Linked DNA regions of Homo sapiens: region 1 is linked to region 2. The links are chromatin contacts, found by Hi-C or POLR2A ChIA-PET in ENCODE. All regions are on one chromosome and are shown on one strand. Each heading gives the region's core, a stretch centred on a gene start or an enhancer-like site at or near the end of the contact. The rest is flanking DNA. Distances are from core to core; before and after follow the strand shown.

Region 1 (2,700 bases), core at 29-2,528, 86 kb before region 2:
GGGCCCAGATCTTCTCTATGGACATGATGGCTGGGATCTCCTCGGGTGGAAGGGAAGGAAGGAGAAAGATAAGAGGCTTAGAGGGGTGGAGCCTGAGATCAATGGGCGGGGCGGGAGGCTGGGAGGGATGGGAAAGAGGTTACTGCAGTGGGTGGGGGGTGGGTAGGGAGGCGCTGGCTGCAGTCTAGGGCTGTAGAAGGGATTCCCCCTCCCCCCTGGGAAGAGGAGAAGGTCAATGCAGTGAGGAAGGGGAGGTCACTGCAGTGGGGGGCGGGGTAAGATCAAATGATGAGATGGGAGAACACTGCAGTGAGGAGGGGAGGGGCACGACAGTGGTTCCCGCGCCTCTTTGCAGCTTGGCCAGCCGGTGGGGTTCCCCCAGATCTCCTCAGAGCGGAATGGCTGCCAGGCTTGCATTTCTCCTGGGAGCCAAGAAGAGGATGGGCTGCCTGGGCCTCTCTTCCAGAGCCCCCATACCTCCCCAACTTAACACCCCAGCTGCCTGAACACTGCCCCTTCCCCAAGGTCCCACTCTCTCCCAAACGTGTATCCCTCCTCTTCCCGCGAAAGGCGCATGCAATACAGGTGTCGGGGAAGAGGGTCCTGAGAAAGGCCCTGCAGTCCCTGGGGGTTGCAGCGGGAAGTGAAGAGGATAAGAGCCGGTGGGGAGTGGAGGCGAGCTGGGCCTGTCCTCCCCTCTGCGCCTCGACAGATCCCCACTTCTTCCATCTCTCCCCCGTGCAGCAGAGGGGAGGAAGCGCGAACGGAGAGGGGCGCCGTGGGGAAGAGCAGGAGAGAGGGGAGTCCAAGGGAAGTCTGGGGGAGGTGAGGAACGGTGAGAGAAGACATTTCCCCAAATGCAAACCAAAAGGGACGCTCTAGGATAAAAATGCACCGCCCGGAGAGGCTCCCAACTTAGAAACAAATAGAACCGTAGATGAGGGCGAGCACCGGGAGAGAGGCAGGCAAGGGTGGAGAGGCGCAGTTAGAGATAGGCGCGCAGAGGGCCAGAAAGCGAAGGCAGCGGGCGGGGAAGGCCAGGGAGGGAAGGCGCCCTGGGCGCGGGCGGCGGAGCAGGTGCGCAGCTGCACCGGGCCAGAGATGCGGAGAGGTGCGCAGCGGCACCGGGTAAAGGAGGCAGGGGCGCCGCGGCGAAGGGAGGGGGCCACAGGGGCTCTGGGCCTGGCGGGGGCTTCACCTCGGGACTGCAGACTCAGACGGTGGTAGTGGCGGTGGCGGTGGCGGTGGCGACGGCGGCGCTGAGAGAGCGGGAGTGGCAGTGGCGGCGGCGGCTGCGGCTCCCGGGCGGCGGGCGGAGGAGGCGCCTATAGGGCCGCGCGGGCGCATGTGACCCGGAGCCCCCGATGAGTCAGGAGCTGCCGGCGGAGGCGCACGTACGAGCGCGGGTGGGGGACCGACGAGGGTGGAGTGGGGAAGGGAGGAGGATGGGGGAAGGGTGGGGGCACCCACGACCTGGCCCCAGCGCACACAAGCGCTCATACCCACGGCCCGACCCACTCGACAGTAACAGGCAGAGCCGCACCCCTGTAGCCCGGGTACGAAGGCCCACACTGCCAGTGAAGCCCAAGACAGCCTCAATGTCTCACAAACCCGGTCAGACACAGGAGCATCACTCTGTTTCTTTATTGGAAATCCGAACACCCCAGCCGCCTTCGCAAGTCTCTCCAACCACTCCTACCAGCACCCCGCGGCCCACGCGGTCTTGGCTCTCACCCACGCCTGCCCGAGGGCGGCCCCCGGCCTAGGCTCCAGGCAACGCTCAGGCCTAGGCACCCCATTCTGCACCCCACACTGCCCAGAGGACCGGCACAGAGCAGATCCTGGGCCTCAGGTTGTGATGAATTTCCAGCTTTGGGGCAAAAACAGGCATCCTCTGTTCTCTGTCATACATGTGGTGGCTGCCCCTGGGAGTCTGATCAGGTCTGAAGGCCAGCGTCTTTGATCTCCTGGAGGTAGAAGACAGAAGTAAATAGGGACCAGGCGCTGTGGCTCACCCCTGTAATCCCAGCACTTTGGAAGGCGGAGGCGGGCAGATCACGAGGTCAGGAGATCCAGACCATCCTGGCTAACGTGGTGAAACCCCGTTTCTACTAAAAATACAAAAATTAGCCAGGCGCGGTTGCATGCGCCTGTAGTCCCAGCTACTCGGGAGGCTGAGGCAGGAGAATTGCTTGAACCCAGGAGGTGGAAGTTGCAGTGAGCTGAGATTGTGCCACTGCACTCCAGCCTGGAGACTAAGCAAGACTACCTCGCAAAAAAAAAAAAAAAAAAAAAAAAAAAACAAACAGAGGTAAATAAAGCCTCTCCCCTATCTAAAGTGCCTGGCGGCCACCCTCATCTCTTCAGTCTCTTTTTGCCTCACTCTGCCCTCTTTTCTTCCCCCATCTCTGTGTCCTGTTTTTAGCTTCAGATTTTTTGTGCTGGATCTTCCTCTCCTGCTTCTCTCCTAGGTCCAGCTGCATACACCACCAACTTTCCCCTGCAGCCCCTACCATGCACCCACACCTGTCCTTTCCTAGCCGACTTCACTCTGTGTCAGGTATGGCTGCCCCACCCCCCACCAACTCCTCTGCCTGCCACCCCAATTCTTTTCACTTACTCTTCTGGCCTCCTAAGTCTTTCTCAGCTGGTCCCAGGCCCCTTGGGTCCCTTTTCCTCTCCCTGACTCCTAACCCTCCT
Region 2 (2,700 bases), core at 1-2,500:
CCGAGGGAAAGGGGATCTAAAGACGTCGGAGTTGGGTGGGACATGGGTCTCAGGACTTCAGGACCTCAATTTGGGAGACCAGGTGGAAGTGATGGCTTAAGTGAGGTGGGGAAGTGGGGGAGACCTCAGCGACCAGCAAAACCCGCAGGTCTCTAGGACCCTGAGCTGAGGTGAGTACAACCGGCGCCCCGCTTCCCCAGCCACGTAGGCAACTGCTGCGGTACCGGCGGCTGCGGCGTGCTGTCCCCTCCCCGCCCGCAGAGGTCTGGCCTCGGAGGACCCCAACCTTGCCTCCGTCTGCTCCTTCCTTTCCGAAGCTACCTCCTGCCCCAAGCGAAGGTTCACACTCACCACCACCCCCGACACACACACACACCCACGCACACTTCCCGTCCGAGAGCCGGTTTCGCCCCCACCGCCTCCGCTTCATTCCTAGGAAGAGGCGGCCCTGTCCCTCCATCTTCGATCTGCTCCCGTCCCACCTCACGACCTCCCCGCCCCATTCCCATTCTGCTCGCACTCCCCCTCGGCTGCTCCTCTGCGATCTCAAGAGGTCCTCGCGGTCGCTTAGCCAGCTCCTACGCAGAGGCCCGCGGTACGCTCCCCAGCCCCGTGCGGGGCCCGGGCAACAGCATTCCGCCTACTCCTGGGCAACGCAAAGTAGGACAGCGTCGTGGTGAGGGCTGGGACCCTCGGAGCTGCCCGGCCCGCTCCCCACCTGGTAATAGGCCCTCTGCAGGTAGTTGTAGGGCTCCCGACGGCGGAAGGCGTCCCGGAGCGCGCTCCCCACGCGAAGCCGCGCCGCGCCCCCGGGGCCCAGCCTCCGTGCTGCGCACTGGGTCAGGCAGTCTGCGCGGCGGAGCGCTGCACGGAGAAGCTGTCGCTCCCAGGACCCCTGCGTGGGTCCCGGCCCGGAGTCGGGCTCCGGGGCCCCGAGAAGCACGGCGGGGAGCGCGGCGCCCGGATCGGCCGCGCAGCTCGCCCCGCAATCCAGCCGCACCCGGCCCAGCGCCGCCTGGCTCCGCAGCGCCTCCCGCAGCAGCGCCACGGCCGGCGCCCAAGCCCCGGCCGCGTAGGCGCGCAGCCCGTCAGCGTAGAGCAAGTCGGGGGCCTGCGGGGGCGCCCCCGGGGACAGCTGGGTCAGGCCGGGGGGCTCAGGGGACCCCGGGGGAGGCAGCAGCAGCAGTAGCAGCAGCGGCCGGAGGAGCCGGAGCATGATGTCGGAGCCGCCGGCAGCCGAGGGGAAATGCGGGAGCCGAGAGGGAGGGAGAGGAAAGGGGGGAAGGGGAGGGAGGGGGAGGAAGGAGAGATGGAGAGGCGGAGGGAGAGGGAGAAATAATGAGGGAGGCCGAGAGAGAGAGAGAGAGAGAAGATGGGGCTGAGACCCGATGGTGGGAGAGGCCCATGTGAAAAGATGGAGAGAGAAGAGTGCTGAGTGGACAAAGCTGGTCTAGTGTGGAATAAGAGGGAGAAACTGGGAGGAGGAGGGCAAAAGGCGGGAACTGGAGCAGGCCTGGGCATCCATGAAGGATGACTTCAGCCCCAGCGGTGACTTCAGCCCCTGAGGTCTGGGGGTAACTACTGGGGCTGTGTTCCCTCCACACACACGCTTCTGGGTCCAGAAAAAGGAGTGTGGACGCCGATCCCCCCCTCGCCCCCCCCCACCCCCCCACACTCATCCACCCCTGCACTCCCACCCCCCCACACTCATCCACCCCTGCACTCCCACCCCCCCCACACACTCATCCACCCCTGCACTCCCCCACACACACACTCATCCACCCCTGCACTCCCACCCCCGCCCACACACACACTCATCCACCCCTGCACTCCTTTGGAGAAAGAGCTTTAAAATGCAGCAAGGAGGAGGTGTCCAGGCCCGGGACACTGCATCAGCCCCAAAACCTTTCCTGCCCATAAAGTGAGCCCCTGCATGGATTTGAGGTTAGAAGGAGAGTTGGGCACTGGGGCTGGAGCCACGCTCTAAAACCACCTCAACAAATCTGAACAGAGATCCTTCATACCCCAACCAACGAAGATGTGTGTCCTCAAGCCCCGCCCCCAGCAGGATATGCTCCTCCCAGCCTTCCCTGTGCGAGGCTGCCTGGTGGAGCATGTGATCATTTCTCCATGTGTCCTTCTGTGCCTCTGTCTGCTGCCCCTGCTCTGTCGTGTCCCCTGTGAGCCACTCCACCCTCCAAGCCCCTTTCCACCGCAGTACACTGGACACTGAGGTTTCCATGGCAACACTTCAGACTTTAATACATATTGCTAGGGGTGATGGAAGCTGAGTAGGGCATCTGGTCACTTGGATGGGAGAGAGCAGGGCCTTCTGAGCCCCAAATCTAGCGCCCGTCTCCCCAGAGTCTGGAGGCAGCTGCCCTACTCTCGGCCAGAATGAGGTGTTACTCACTCAGGCTTTCTCCTCTGAGTTCAGCAGGCCTGCTTGGGCTCACAGGGTCAGCTGGGGAAAGATGGGGTTGCCTGGGCCCCAGGATCCTCCCCAAGCCCTTGCACTTTCTTCACCCCCCGTCAGGGAGCAGCGTCTCCCTGCGCTTAGTCCCAAAGGAAGTCCAACGGCTCTGCTCTCAGGGGACCCAAGGGAGAGTCGGCGGGGTGAGAGGCCCAGTGGCCGGGGCCGACGAGGAGAGTGCCCTGGTGAGGCAGTCGGAGAAGGCAGAGGTGTCTCATCGATGAAGG

Evidence for each region. Hi-C counts contacts between places; a loop is a spot of excess contacts on that map. ChIA-PET counts read pairs that join two places held with the same protein, here RNA polymerase II (POLR2A). Pooled maps may share reads with other maps.
Region 1: a loop to region 2 is called in a pooled map, with 2.1 times the contacts of the local background. The contact joins the promoter of ENO2 here to the promoter of P3H3 in region 2. A Hi-C loop is called at or near these places in 2 of 50 pooled maps. POLR2A ChIA-PET finds 5 or more read pairs at or near these places in 6 of 52 experiments (H1, HepG2, OCI-LY7 and 3 more).

Annotation. Positions count from the first base shown.
Region 1 is chr12:6,913,158-6,915,857 of GRCh38, reverse strand. It overlaps ENO2 (enolase 2), which reads right to left and starts at 1,278. Exons shown (of 12, transcript NM_001975.3): 1 at 1,199-1,278; 2 at 1-37. The coding sequence starts at 25. It overlaps LRRC23 (leucine rich repeat containing 23), which reads right to left. Exons shown (of 8, transcript NM_001135217.2): 8 at 1,629-1,967. RefSeq lists enhancers at 1-285, 286-927, 1,606-1,775, 1,806-1,875 and silencers at 1,284-1,474, 1,006-1,495.
Region 2 is chr12:6,826,957-6,829,656 of GRCh38, reverse strand. It overlaps P3H3 (prolyl 3-hydroxylase 3), which reads right to left and starts at 1,250. Exons shown (of 15, transcript NM_014262.5): 1 at 719-1,250. The coding sequence starts at 1,216. GPR162 (G protein-coupled receptor 162) reads right to left here. Exons shown (of 5, transcript NM_019858.2): 5 at 2,236-2,700. The coding sequence ends at 2,453. RefSeq lists enhancers at 1-318, 568-627, 366-867, 2,025-2,593 and a silencer at 778-887.